3 separate regions of the Homo sapiens genome follow, and all the other regions are linked to region 1. Evidence: chromatin contacts called from ENCODE Hi-C or POLR2A ChIA-PET data. All regions are on one chromosome and are shown on one strand. The core of a region is the stretch at or near the end of the contact, and the rest is flanking DNA. Distances in the headings are between cores, read along the strand shown. Region 1 holds the start of MEX3D (mex-3 RNA binding family member D). Region 2 holds the start of APC2 (APC regulator of Wnt signaling pathway 2). Region 3 has its middle 19 kb from the start of TCF3.

What was found. Hi-C counts contacts between places; a loop is a spot of excess contacts on that map. ChIA-PET counts read pairs that join two places held with the same protein, here RNA polymerase II (POLR2A). Pooled maps may share reads with other maps.
Region 2: a map with no recorded cell type shows a loop between it and region 1 (2.2-fold over the local background). The contact joins the promoter of APC2 here to the promoter of MEX3D in region 1. A Hi-C loop is called at or near these places in 1 of 37 single-sample maps with no recorded cell type and 2 of 50 pooled maps. POLR2A ChIA-PET finds 5 or more read pairs at or near these places in 6 of 52 experiments (A673, H1, HEK293T and 3 more).
Region 3: a pooled map shows a loop between it and region 1 (2.2-fold over the local background). The contact joins the enhancer-like site here to the promoter of MEX3D in region 1. A Hi-C loop is called at or near these places in 6 of 168 maps with a recorded cell type or tissue (head of caudate nucleus, ovary, pancreas and 3 more) and 3 of 50 pooled maps. POLR2A ChIA-PET finds 5 or more read pairs at or near these places in 6 of 52 experiments (GM12878, H1, HEK293T and 2 more).

Annotation. Positions count from the first base shown.
Region 1 is chr19:1,566,023-1,570,579 of GRCh38, reverse strand. It overlaps MEX3D (mex-3 RNA binding family member D), which reads left to right and starts at 2,255. Exons shown (of 2, transcript NM_203304.4): 1 at 2,255-3,116. The coding sequence starts at 2,522. It also overlaps the pseudogene RN7SL477P. RefSeq lists silencers at 1,976-2,025, 2,066-2,255.
Region 2 is chr19:1,446,814-1,451,370 of GRCh38, reverse strand. It overlaps APC2 (APC regulator of Wnt signaling pathway 2), which reads right to left and starts at 1,250. Exons shown (of 15, transcript NM_005883.3): 1 at 1,033-1,250. RefSeq lists silencers at 1,204-1,403, 4,147-4,441.
Region 3 is chr19:1,669,771-1,674,327 of GRCh38, reverse strand. No RefSeq gene overlaps it. Among named protein-coding and RNA genes, the nearest start is that of TCF3, 19 kb to the right of the region's middle. RefSeq lists an enhancer at 1,427-1,954 and a silencer at 1,779-2,478. Within about 2 kb of position 2,194, at least 2 of the 41 ENCODE cell types and tissues checked have a DNase peak (open chromatin) inside an H3K27ac peak, as active enhancers do.

The DNA.
Region 1 (4,557 bases), core at 1,006-3,505:
TGTCCGAAAAAGAAAGAAAAGGAAAGGAGAGGAGAGGGGAGGGGAGCAGAGAAGGAAGGGAGAATCCTGGTTGATACGGTGAAACCCTGTCTCTACAAAAAATACAAAAAATTAGCTGGGTGTGGCGTCAGGCACCTGTAGTCCCAGCCACTCGGGAGGCTGAGACAGGAGAATGGCGTGAACCCAGAGGCGGAGCTTGCAGTGAGCCAAGACTGCACCACTGCACTCCAACCTGGGTGACAGAGCGAGACTCCGTCTAAAAAAAAAAAAAGAAAGAAAGAAGGAAGGAAGGAAGGAAGGGAGAGAAAAGAAGAAATGAAGAACGAAATAAAGGATGAAAGAAAAGGAAGGAAGCAAGGAAGGAAGGAGAAGAAAGAAAAGAAAGAAGGAAAGAAAGACAGAAAAAAGAAAAGGAAGAGAAAGAAAAAAAGGAAAGAAAGAAAAGGAAAAGAAAAAAGAGAAAGAAAGGAAAGAGAAAGAAAGAAAAAGAAAAGAAAGAAAGGAAGAAAGAAAGAAAAAAAGGAAAGAAAGAGAAAAAAAGAAAGAGAGAAAGAAAGAGAGATAGAAAAACAATTCCAAGCATGGGCGTGCACGAAAGAGAAGTCCAGGACCCCAGGAGGGGAAGTGGGGCTGGATGCAGCCTGGGGTCAGGAGAGAGATTTTGGGTGGGGAAGGGCTCCAGGCAGGGGGATCCTGACCCTGCCTGCCTGGAAGAAGTGGGCAGAGAAGCCACCAAAAGTGAAGGGCCCAGCAGTGGGTGGCTGTGGCTGAGGGACTAGAAGAGTGGCTGAGGGGGACCCAGGGTGTGTGAGGCGGGGGGAGGGGACAGAGGAGAAGCCTTGCTAGGCAAAGGGGCAGGCTGCCCCACTCCTGCCCAGAGAGCCCTGCCTTCGGTCCAAGTTTGCACAGCCAGCCAGGGACAGGTCTGGTAGAAGAGGGGGGCAGGTAGACCCAGCCAGACAGGTTTATCACAAAAAACCCCACAGGTGCAAGGAAGGCCCCGAAGGACAGCTGGAGGAAGAGCCGCTGGGAAAGCGGCTATTTTTTTTTTTTTTTTTTTTTTTTGAGAGGAGTCTTGCTCTGTCAACCAGGCTGGAGTGCAGTGGTGCAATCTCGACTCACTGCAACCACCACCTCCAGGGTTCAAGCAATTATCCTGCCTCAGCTTCCTGAGTAGCTGGGATTACAGGTGCGCGCCACCACGCCTGGCTAATTTTTGTATTTTTAGTAGAGTCGGGGGTTTCACCATGTTGGCCAGGCTGGTCTCTAACTCCTGACCTCGTGATCCACCCGCCTCGGCCTCCCAAACTGCTGGGATGACAGGCATGAGCCACCGCGCCCGGCAAGGGTGGCTTTAGAGGTGGACAACGCCCGTTGCGGGGAAAGGCACCCCAGAAGAGGGTGGGGCTCCACATGGAGGGTTCTGGCTGGTGTGAGCCTGCCCTCGCCATGGAAGCACCACTGTGGTAGAGAGGTCTCTGGCTGGGGGCACAGAGACCGGGTCTGTGGCCTTGGGTGGGGCGGAGGAGGTGGCGTGGAGGAGGTGGCCTGATCCCAAAGCCGGGAGCCAGCCAGAGGGGAGCTAGGAGAGACTAGGGGAGAGGGACCTCAGGCCCTGGGGTGTGCATGATTGTGGAGCTGTCCCTGGCACAGAGGCTGGGGGTGGGGCAGGGGCCTGACCCTAAAGCCCACCTGATAGCAAGGGGTACTTGGGGACTGGGACCCCAGGCCCTGGGGGGTGCACCGTGGGGCGGGGGTTGGACCCTGGCACAGAGGCGGTGGGCGGGCAGGAGCCTGACTTCGAAGTCCAGTGGGATCGCGAGGGGGACTTGGAGAGGACCCCACGCCTTTATGCAGGGAGGTGGGGGTCCCTGGCACAAGGAAGCGGGCGTGGAGCAAGAGACCTCGCTTGGGGGCGACCCGGATCTCTAGGGGAAATTGGGGAGCGGGACCTCGGGCCCTGGGGCGCGCGAGGCAGGGACTCTCAGGCTTGGGGAGGGAGCGCTGTCCAGGCAGGGGCTGAGCCGCACACACCTGCAGCAGCGCCCGCACGTGCGGATGCGCCCGGGTTCCCGCCCGAGCGCCGGGCGGAGGCGGGGCCTGGACCACGTGCCCGGCGCCGGCCCCGCCCCGGCCCCGCCCCGCGCGCCTGCGCCCTGGGGGCCGCCCATTGTTGGGCCGCGGCGTGACGTCGCGGGGGCGGGGCCGGGGCGGGGCCGCGGGAGGCGGCGGGAGGGAAGGAGCGTCCCGCGCCGCCGCCGCCGCCTCGGCCGCCGAGGAGCCGCCGCCGCCGTCGCCGCCGCCGCCGAGCCGCAGCCAGAGTCGCTGCCGCCGCCCGGCCCGGCCCGGCCCGGCCCCGAGCAGCCCCGCGCCGCCGCCGCCCCGCCCGCCCGGCCCCCCGTGCCCGCCCCCGCCGCTGGATGCAGGCGGCCGGCGGCCCAGCTCGCAGAGGCGGAGGGCGGCGCGGGCGGCGGCGGCGGCGCGGGCGGCAGGAGCGCGGGCCCCAGCGCTAGCTCCCGCCATGCCCAGCTCGCTCGGCCAGCCCGACGGCGGCGGGGGCGGGGGCGGCGGCGGCGGCGGCGTGGGGGCGGCGGGGGAGGACCCCGGACCCGGACCTGCGCCCCCGCCCGAGGGCGCCCAGGAGGCCGCGCCCGCGCCCCGGCCGCCGCCCGAACCCGACGACGCGGCCGCCGCGCTCCGCCTGGCGCTGGACCAGCTGTCGGCGCTCGGGCTGGGGGGCGCTGGCGACACGGACGAGGAGGGGGCGGCCGGGGACGGCGCAGCGGCGGCGGGGGGCGCGGACGGCGGGGCGGCTCCGGAGCCTGTGCCCCCCGACGGACCTGAGGCCGGCGCGCCCCCGACCCTGGCCCCCGCCGTGGCCCCCGGGTCGCTGCCGCTGCTGGACCCCAACGCGAGTCCCCCGCCGCCGCCGCCGCCCCGGCCGTCGCCCCCCGACGTGTTCGCGGGCTTCGCGCCCCACCCCGCGGCCCTGGGGCCCCCGACGCTGCTGGCCGACCAGATGAGCGTGATCGGCAGCCGCAAGAAAAGCGTCAACATGACCGAGTGCGTCCCGGTGCCCAGCTCCGAGCACGTCGCCGAGATCGTGGGTCGCCAGGGTGAGTGGCCCTCGTCGGGGGTTGCTGTCCTGGGGGTCCCCGCACCGTCCGCCCCGGGGAAGGGGGTCGCCCGAGCCCAGCCCAGCCCGCGCCGGACGCCCCGCACCGGACACGCCCCGCGTGGGCTCCGGCCTCGGCCGCTGCCTTTGCGCCTTTGTCCTGCAGCCGCCGCGGGAGAAAGTTGGGCGCAGCCCGCGCTCCTCCCCTGCGCGCTCCGGCCCCGCCGCCGCCTTTGTCTGGGCCGCCTCCAGCCCGGAAAGGCTCCGGGGAGCCGCGCCGCAGCCCAGGCCCTCGGCCGCCCGCAGGGGCACCCCAGAGAGGGGCTCGAGGGCCCGGGGCTCCGGCCGGGCGGGGGGCGCCCCACACCCAGCACAGGCGGCGGGGCGGGGCAAGCGCAGGTTTAGGGGTGGCTTAGGGGGGCCGCCTGCAGGACCGGGAGAGAAGGCTGACAGTACAAAGAGCGCACGTCTCAGTCTCCAGCCTGGGGCCCTGACTGGGGTGGGGACGGGACCGGGCAGGAGAGGGTCCCTGCTCCACTCTCTGGCCCCGAGTCAGGGATTTCGGGGCCTGGGGAAGGACCGGCTGTCAAAGCCACTTCTGGGGTGCAGCCTGCTGGGCAGGCCGGCGGGCGGCAGGCCCCGGGTGTGGGGTCCAGCGGTGGCATCGTCGGAGCTTCCCTCTGGCCGCCCCATTGTTCTCTTTGTTAGAGAGCGAGGCTGAGATTTGCAGGGTGACATCAGGCCGGCCGCTGCTCATTGGCCCCCGAGCTGCGGGGCGGGCGGGCGGGTGGTGGGCAGTGCCTGGCCCAGCTCACACCCACCACCCCGTTAGCCACCCGCCCGCCTGCCTCCCTCAACTTTCTCCTGCCTTCCCGCCACCCCTCCCCGCTCCTGGGTCCCCGCTGACCGCCAGTGATCAGCCAGGTTCTAGAACTTGGGGTGGGGCCTTGGCGGGGCTGGTGGTGGGGCCGCAGGACACTTGGGCTGGGGGTCCCTGCCTCCCCGGGGCCCTCGGGAATCCAGGCCAGAGAAAGGTGTGGGGGGCTGGGATTGCAAGGTCATCTATGGCCCTGGCCTCAGGCGGGGGACCACCAGGGCGCCCTCCCCTCCGCCCTTTCCCTCGGTCCAGGTGGGTGGGGCACCACAGCCTCCTGTCTTTTGGTCGTTCATTTGTCCAGCTCATGTGGGGACCCACGGAGGGTCAGGCATGGTGCTGGCCCCAGGAAGCATGCTCTGGAGTGGTGGGTGGGGAGGGACTGGGTTCTGTCTCAGTCCTGCTGGCTGCCCTTGGTGGGACCCCCTGGCAGGAGGGCGCCCTACCATCCTGTTACTGCCTCCCCATTGAGGCCTTCCACCCGGCCTCCATGTCCCATACCCAGGGCCTAGAACGGGACAGCTGCCCTGTGCGGAGTGTCTGGGAGCCTGTGGAGACAGGCGTCCAA
Region 2 (4,557 bases), core at 1-2,500, 120 kb after region 1:
GGTCACCATCCCATGCCCAGCCAGGTGGAAGGACCAGATGACGTGCAAAGCAACACATGTCTGCCTCCTGCTCCCCAAACCCAGGCCTCCCCCACGTGGTTCTTCTCAGCTGACCGAAGCCAAGCCTCAGACACCTTCCCTCTCCCCACATTCGGTGGTCATTTCTGCATCCTCATCAGACTAAGCTAGTCCCTCCAAGCTCTGCCCAGCGGGATCATGCCTCCCCCAGCTCCTGACACCCCTCTGTGAGGACATTCTGATCAGCCTCTTCCTGGCCTCCCACAGTCCCCCATGCACAGCCAGAGGGAGCTTTAAACGTCACAAGTGAGATCCCATTTCTCCCATGCTCAAACACCTTCCATGGCTCCCCAGTGCCCTCAGGATACGCTCCGACTCCTCCATGTACACCGCGACTCACTTAGAGGCTGGAGGCTCTCTTCTCTCAGGCCTTTGCACGTGCAGTTGCCCTGCCTAGAGCACCTTTTCTAAGTCCTGCCATCCCACACAGTGCAGCTTCTTCCACGAAGCTCTTCTGCCTACTTTCACCCCCAGGTTGCATCGTGTAGCCTCCTGGGGGCCTTCCTGAGCGATCACTCCCTGAAGGCACCATGACTGGGGGCTGGTCTTATTGAGCGGGCTGCATTTCAGGGGAGGGAGGCACAGGTATGGGAAGCCAGGCCCAAAGGGGCCTTTCTCCTTCCTTTAATCCAAACCCCCTCTTTCCAGAGAGGGAAACTGACACCCAGAGAGGTGCAGCAACACCCCCGAAGACACACCACTGGCCTGCCCATCCCTTCCTCCGATCACCTCAGGGAGGTCCGGATGGTGAAGCCCGTGAGTGGGTGTGTGCGCAGGACCGGCTGCAGAAACGCTGACGCCCAGCTCACCGGGACTCAGTTTCCCCTCCAGCTCCCACTCTGGGGAAATGGAGGGTCCAGAGTCTGTGCTGACGGGCAATGCTGAGAGCCAGGGATGGAAACCTCGACGCGAGGCGGAGGTCGCGCCCCTGCCCTCCTCCCCGAGGACACACACCCGCTTACGTGCAGCTGGGCTGGCGGGGCGCCTGGGTCTGGGGCCTCCTCCCTCTGCGCGGCTCCGCGGGCCCCACCGGAAATCCCGGCCCGGGGTGGCCTCGGAGCGCGCGGGCTCCGGGGTCTCCGCGGCGCGGGCAGGGGCTCCGGGGCGGACAAAGCCCGGTCCGGGCCTGGGCAGGCGGCGCTGCCGCTCCTAGCGCTGGGCGAGACCACCGCGAGCGGGGGAGGATGCGGGATGAGGGATGCGGGTGAGACAGCCAATGAGGGCGCGGGAAGACGGGCTGGTGCCATGGCAACAGCCAATGGCGGCCCGGGGCGGGGACCGGCGTCGGCCGCGGGGCGTCGGGCCTCCGCGCGGGCTCAGGGGCCGTGAGTGCGGGGGGCGAAACCCCCCCGAGGGAAGGGGGTGCCCCGAGGACCAAGATTCCTGTGTCCCGCACTTTATTGCAGGGTGCAACGGCCTCTTAAAACCTCCTGCGTCTGGATTTGCAGAATTGGAGAGTAAAACATCAAATCCTGGATGTTACATCAGCATCTTGGCGGGGGAGGGGTTTCCAGGGCAGTGGCCGGGCTGGGGCCAGGCCTGCACCCACCCCACAGGTCCAGCCTGGCCTGGTGCAGGTGCGTCAGGGTGGGACAGGGTTCGGGTCCAGGCTGGAGCTCCCTGAGGGTCCTGCCTGGTGGGGAGGGGAGAGGGGAGGAGGGGCAGGGCCACTGGGGAGCACCTGGGACGCTGCATCTCCCCACATTTCTCCCTGTCTCCCCAACGGAGCGTCAGATCCTCCTGTAACTCCGTTGCTCTTCATGTCCCTCTCTCTTTCTGTCTCCCCCTCTGTTCTCTGTCTCTCAATCTCTGTCTCCATGTGTCTCTGCCCCTGGTGGGTGGCACACTTAATTCACCCTCACGGACCGAAGGCCAGAGGAGGGAAGGGCCAGGGGTCCCAGGAGTCGCCATCTCCAGGTGTCCTGGATGCTCCATGAGTCCCTGGAAGCCATTTGAAGGTTTAACACACAGAGCCCGTCCCTGCAGCTCGGAGCAGCCCTTCCTGCTCTGGACACAGACTCACAGCACAGAAAGGGAGGCGACTGGGGCCAGAAGAGTGATTTTTTTCCGTGCTGGGCAGGCAGGGCAAATCATTCGCCGCTCAACCCTCGGTTTCCTCCTCTGTAAAATGGAGAGGAGGCGGAAGATTCTGCAAGGGCTGGTGCAGGGAATGATAGGAGAGGGTGGGAAGGTCCGAGTATTCAAGGCCCCGTAGACAAAGGCAAGGGAGGACCCGTGCTGTTTCCTGTTGGGCCTTGAGCTGAAGACCCGAGGGCCTTGTCCCGGGCCAGCACTGCCAGGGGCTGAGAGCCCTTCGGCCTGGCTGTCTGGGAGCCCCCAGAGCTGGACGCAGCTGTCCCCACTGGTTGGGTCTGGGGAGGCAATGCAGTGGGCAGACACAGGGGATCTTTTCTTTTTTCTTTTTCTTTTTTTTCTTTTTTTTTTTTTTGAGACGGAGTCTTGCTCTGTAGCCCAGGCTGGAGTGCAGTGGCACGTTCTCGGCTCACTGCAAGCTCCGCCTCCCAGGTTCACGCCATTCTCCTGCCTCAGCCTCCCGAGTAGCTGGGACTACAGGCGCCCGCCACCACGCCCAGGCTAATTTTTTGTATTTTTTAGTAGAGACGGGATTTCACGTTAGCCAGGATGGTCTCGATCTCCTGACCTCGTGATCCACCCGCCTCGGCCTCCCAAAGTGCTGGGATTACAGGCGTGAACCACCACGCCCGGCCTTTTTTTTTTTTTTTTTTTAGATGGGGTCTTGCTCTGTCCCCCAGGCTGCAGTGCAGTGGCGCCATCTCGGCTCACCGCAACCTCCGCCTCCTGGGTTCAAGTGATTCTCCTGCCTCAGACTCCTCAGTAACTGGGATTACAGGCATGTACCACCTTGCCAGCTAATTTTTGTATTTTTAATAGAGAGGGGGTTTCACCGTGTTGGTCGGGCTGGTCTCAAACTCCTGACCTCATGATCCGCCCGCCTCGAAGGGGATTTTTTTCTGGAGGCTGGAAGGCTGCCCTGAGAAGTGAACAGCAGTGATCAGGAGGAGAGGCGTTCCAGGCTGAGGGAAGATCAATGCATGCTTGGGACACAGGGGGTGTCTGGTGGAGCCATGGGGTAGGGCGCGTGGTGGGGTTTGACAGGTCAAGCCGGGGCAGAGCTGGGCGAGGCTGAAATGGGGTTGGGGATGCAGAGCCCAGGGCCCTGGCTTCAGCTCAGCCTTGTTGTCCCTGTGTCCCCCTGGGCATGTCTCTCTCTGGCCTCGGTTTCCAGTCTTGTTTACTGAAGGGTGGGTTGGATGATCCCTGCCTCCCCCAAAGAGGAACTAAGTCCCACCTCCCTGTGTAGTTTCAGATGTCTCAGCTCCCCAGGCCCCCATCAGGCAGGGGTTTGGGGGATCCAAGGTCAGTCCTGTCCTTGTATACATGGGGAAACTGAGGCCTGGGCCAGGGAACGTGTTGCCTGAGTTCACCTGTGCCAGCCAGGCCTCCGGAGTGACACTGAACCTCCCTTCTTATCCCTCTGGGGGTGGCCAGGGCCTGGAGGGCTGAGGGTACATGGGGGCTGAGACCCCAAGACAAGATGCCCTTGGCCCCAAATCTACAAAACATTATGTCCCTGAACAATCCCCCCCCACACACTAAAATCCTCGACCCTGTAAATCCTTGAACCACAGCCACACTCAGACATCACCAGACATTTCAGAGCCTCAAGAACCCCCCACAGCCCCCTAGGACTTCAGGAGACTGAGAGAGGTCTCCCCCTTCTCCCACTGCAGAACGCAGGGCCTAGCCCAAGACCCCGACCTAGGCTCCTCCCTGGGGTCCTCCACGCCCCCTACTGCTGCTGGGCTAAAGGGGAAGTTCCATGAAATGCTCACTCCCCCACCCCTGTCCTGTGACACCTCCCCGCAAGTCCGCAGCCTGGCACACGGCTCACTCTTGGAGTGTCTTTGAGCCTTCTGAGTCTGACCTCGAGCTGTCCCCGCCCCCTTGATGCCTCCTCTGTGCCAGGGGCTAGAGGCAGAAACAGGGGCGGCCCCCATCGGGAGCTGGGTGGGGACAGAGAAGGCACCAGGTCATCGCGGGAGGATAGAGACGGCCCGCCGCCGGCTGGGTGGCCGGGCAGAGCCCTGACCGGTGAGGAGGCCACCGGAGGTGGGGGAGGGTGGGGTAGGCCGGTCCAGGCCGCGCCCTGAAGCCTGACCGCCGCTATGGGCCTCAGTTTCCCCGGCGGCGAGTCGGCAGACGTGCGCCTCCGTCAGCACCGCGGACAGCTCCCCGGCCCCCGCCCCGCGTTCTCTTGCGGGCGCCTTAGCTCCGCAACGAGGCTCCGGCCTCGAAGCGTGACCTTGGGCTCCCCGCTGCACCCCCCAGCCTCAGTTTCCCCTCCAATGAGGGATGTCACAGCCGCGAAATTCAGACGATTCCGGAGGCTGGAGAAGCGCTGGGGTCGGGAGCGGACGGATACGAACAGCAGCGGCG
Region 3 (4,557 bases), core at 945-3,444, 100 kb before region 1:
GAGAGGGAGGGAGGGAGGGAGGGAGGCACCAGCAGTGGGTACGGTCCTCACATCAGAGCCTCCTGGGCAGCTGGTTGGCTATGTTGACACAGCCTGGGAACCAGCATTCACCCCTCCCTGGCGGTCTGCCATTGACTAACCGCCATTGGGCTCCTGTCTACAGGCTTGGCTTGGAAATGAGACGCAGCTGCCACCACCCAAGTTCACCCAGGAGGGCTGGGAGCCTGGGAGCTGGCACCTGGTCTGCTCTCCAAGGTAGCTTCTGGTCCATTCACCCCCAGGACTGGGGTAGGTATCCTAGAAGTGGGGCCCATGTTCCAGGGCCCCACAGGATGAATAGGAGTTTGCCAGGTGGAGAGGGAACGGTAAAGAGGAGGGAGGCGGCCCGCTCATCCAGCCCCACCACTGGAGAGGAAGGGGTGAGTGAGTGTCAGGAGGGTCTCTGCTTGGCAGGCTCTGTGACAGGGGAACCTCTGGCTGAGGCCAGCTGGTGACTGCTGGGTTTGTGGGAGCTGAGCATGGATTTCCCATAGCGACGGGAGCTGCTGGGCCCGGCTGAAGGACGGTTAGGCTTCTGACCTGGTTACCGCGTGCCGGCTGGATACCAGAGATCAGGGTGCAGCCGTGGACCCCAGACACGGCCCTGCCTCCTAAGAGCTCTGCATCTCTTGGGGGCACAGGCAGCAGCTGGGGCTGACTGGGGACCGGACCCAGAAGCCACCACAGCAGGAAGAGGGTGCGGGTGCAGGAGGCTGCAGCCACTGAAGTGGGGGAGATCGAGTGGAGAGCTGGGGGTTGGGGCAGACCAGGGAGAGGCTGACTGGGGGCGACCTGGACCCTTTGGCTGCAGGGATCGGCTCACAGGGCCAGGGGGTTTGGGGCAGTGGAGCTGTGGGAGGGCCCTGGGGTATGTGGGGCCTGACTCAGGGGTGTCCTGTAGGACCCAGTCCATAAGGGGCCATTGCACTCAGGGACGCCAGCATGGGCTGTGGCTGTGAGTGCGCCCACATGCACACACACAAACATGCGCAAGCACACCAGAACACGCAAACACACGCGTTTACCAGGACACACATGTGCAGATACAGCAGGCCGCACATGAGAAGGTGTATGTGTGAACCTTCCTGGCACATACGTGCCCATGCGTGCACATGTATAAACGGGACTGACCATGTACAAACACACCTGAGCTCGTGGCAACGAGCGAACATGTCACAGCCTCTGTGTGCACCCACACGGACATGCCAGCACACGCATGCAAACCTGTGTATAGGAGTGAGCACACATGCTAGAATGCACACGAGCATGCGAGAACACGCATAAGCATGCCCCGTATACATCACGTGTGGCACACCTGAATCTACGTGAACACTGTTCATTCAGAAACACACCAACCACACAGGACCACGTGTGCCTCGGGTCAAAATGCCTGAGCCGGCCAGGCGCGGTGGCTCATGCCTGTCATCCCAGCACCTTGGGAGGCCGAGGTGGGCGGATGACAAGGTCAGGAGTTGGGGACCAGCCTGACCAACATGGTGAAACCCTAGCTCTACTAAAAATACAAAAATTAGCTGGGCGTGGTGGCACGTGCCTGTAGTCCCAGCTACTCTGGAGGCTGAGGCAGGAGAATCGTTTGAACCAGGGAGGTGGAGGTTGCCGTGAGCCGAGATCGCGCCACTGCACCCCAGCCTGAGTGACAGAGCGAGACTCCGTCTCAAAAAAATAAAAATAAAATAAAAATTAAAAAAAGCCCGAGCCGCGAGGCACTGGGGTAGCCGCGGATGCACGTGTGAGCGCGCACGTGGGGAGCGCCCGCGGGTTTCTGGGCTGCGGGCGCGCCCTGGTGGACGCCAGACCCGCTGCAGCTCTGTCCCTGGAAGGGGGTCCCAGTCCCACCTCCCTCGGTCTGGGCGTCACGCAGGGGTAAGAAGGGGACGGGACGGGGACAACACCAGAAGACCCAGGGAAGGCAGCCCGCAGGACCCCCATCATCCAGCTCCCTCCATTCTTCCCATGACGCGCCCGAGTTTGGGGGAGTCTGGCGAAGCTCCGTGTCCCCCACCCCTGGCGTCCCGAGCGGGGGCCGCGGCTTTCCTGAGCCCACCTCCCCCAGCGCAGGGTGGGCTCCGTGGGGTGGGGGCCCCGACGCCCGGGGAGGACCCGCGGCCTTGCCCCATTGGCCACCAGGTGGCAGCACGCGCGCCCGACTGAACCCCAGGACCAGCGAGGCCCCCGCGCCCCACCCCATGCACCCCCGGACCACAGGGAGGGGAGGGGTCTGGGGAGGACCCCGGGGGGCCGTGAGCACCAGCCTCGCCGCTCTATGCCTCGGTTTCCCCACCTCCCAGGGAGAGGGAGAATAACTGAACACACAGGCGTGGTGAAGTCACCAGGAGGGCTTCCCTGGGGAGGTGGGGTTGAAGGAAAAGGCACCAATGGTGAAGAAGAGCAGGCCGGGTACGGGACGCGGCAGGTGCAGAGGGCCGGGGGAGGGCGCGGTGGGGGCGAAGGGAACTGAGTCCTGAGCCTGGGCGGGATTGTGGGGTGGGGTTTGGAGGCAAAGGTCCCAGGTTTCCGATCTGAGCGCAGGAGGTGAGGACAAGGGCAGGATTTAGGGTCTACCTAGGACAGAGAATACAAAGGTTTGTTTTGATTTTTTTTTAAAGTGATATTCTTGGCCGGTAAATATTCTTACTATCCTCAGCCTCGATGGGTAAAATCCAAAGGTTTTAAGATACTCGGAACTTGAATTCACAGCTTTCCAAATATGGGATTCTCAGGATGGAGCCAATTGGAGAAAATTCCAGAATCCCAGTTCCCCTGGCCAATGCCAGCGTTGATGCCCAAATGCAAGAGTGGCAAAGACAGGGCGTGATGGCTCACACTTGTAATCCCAGCACTTTAGGTGGCTGAGGCAGAAGGCTCATTTAAGCCCAGGAGTTCGAGACCAGCCTGAGAAACATAGCAAGACCCCTGTCCTACAAAAATGTATTTATTTATTTATTTTTGAGACGGAGTTTCACTCTGTCGCCCAGACTGGAGTGCAGTAGCGATCTTGGCTCACTGCAACCTCTGCTTCCTGGGTTCAAGCGATTCTCCCTGCCTCAGCCTCCCGAGTAGCTGGGATTACACGCACGTGCCACCATGCCCAGCTAATTTTTGTATTTTTAGTAGAGAAGGGGTTCCCCTATGTTGGTCAGGCTGGTCTCCAACTCCTGATCTCAAGTGACCCACCAGCCTCTGCCTCCCGAAGTGCTGGGATTACAGGCGTGAGCCACGGCACCCAAACTCAAAATTTTAAATAATTAGGCTAGTGTGGTGGTACACGCCTGTGGTCCGAGCCACGTGGGAGGTGGGAGGATCACTTGAGCCAGGAGGTGGAGGCTGCAGTGAGCTATGATTGCACCACCGCACTCCAGCTTGGGTAACAGAGCAAGATCCTGCCTCAAAAGAGAAGAAAAAGAGTGGGCCGGGCGCGGTGGCTCATGCCTGTAATCCCAGCATTTTGGGAGGCCGAGGTGGGCGGATCTCCTGAGGTCGGGAGTTCGAGACCAGCCTTGCCAACATGGTGAAACTACTAAAAATACAAAAAGTTAGCCGGGCATGGGCCGGGCGCGGTGGCTCACACCTATAATCCCAGCACTTTGGGAGGCCGAGGCAGGCGGATCGCCTGAGGTCAGGAGTTCGAGACCATCCTGGCTAACAAGGTGAAACTCCGTCTCTACTAAAAAAAAATTCAAAAAATTAGCCAGGCATAGTGGTGGGCGCCTGTAGTCCCAGCTACTCGCAAGGCTGAGGCAGGAGAATGGCGTGAACCCGGGAGGCAGAGCTTGCAGTGAGCTGAGATCGCGCCACTGCACTCCAACCTGGGCGACTGAGCAAAACTCCGTCTCAAAAAACAAACAAACAAAAATTAGCTGGGCATAGTGGCGCACACCTGTAATCCCAGCTACTCGGGAGGCTGAGGCAGGAGAATCACTTGAACCCGGGAGGCGGAGGTTGCAGTGAGCCAAGATTGTGCCACTGCACTCCAGCTTGGGCAACAAGAGCGAAAGAAAGAAAGAAAGAGAGAGAGAGAGAGAGAGAGACGAGGGAGGGAAGGGAGGGAAGGAAGGGAAGGAAAGGAACGAAAGAGAGAGAGAGAGGGGAGGGAGGGAAGGGAGGGAAGGAAGGGAAGGAAGAGAAGGAAAGGAAGGAAAGGAAAGGGGGGGGAAGGGAGGGAAGGAAGGGAAGGAAAGGAAGGAAAGGAAAGAGAGAGAGAGGGGAGGGAGGGAAGGAAGGGAAGAAAAGAAAGAGAGAGAGAGAAGGGGGAGGGAGGGAAGGGAAGGAAGGGAAGGAGAGAGAGAGAGAGAAGCGAGGGAAGGGAGGGAAGGAAGGGAAGGAAGGGAAGGAAAGGAAAGAGAGAGAGAGAGAGGGGAGGGAGGGAAGGAAGGGGAGGAAAGGAAGGAAAGGAAAGGAAAGAGAGAGAGAGAGAGGGGAGGGAGGGAAGGAAAGGAAGGAAAGGAAAGAGAGAGAGAGCGAGAGAGAGAGAGAGGAGAGAGGGGAGGGAGGGAAGGA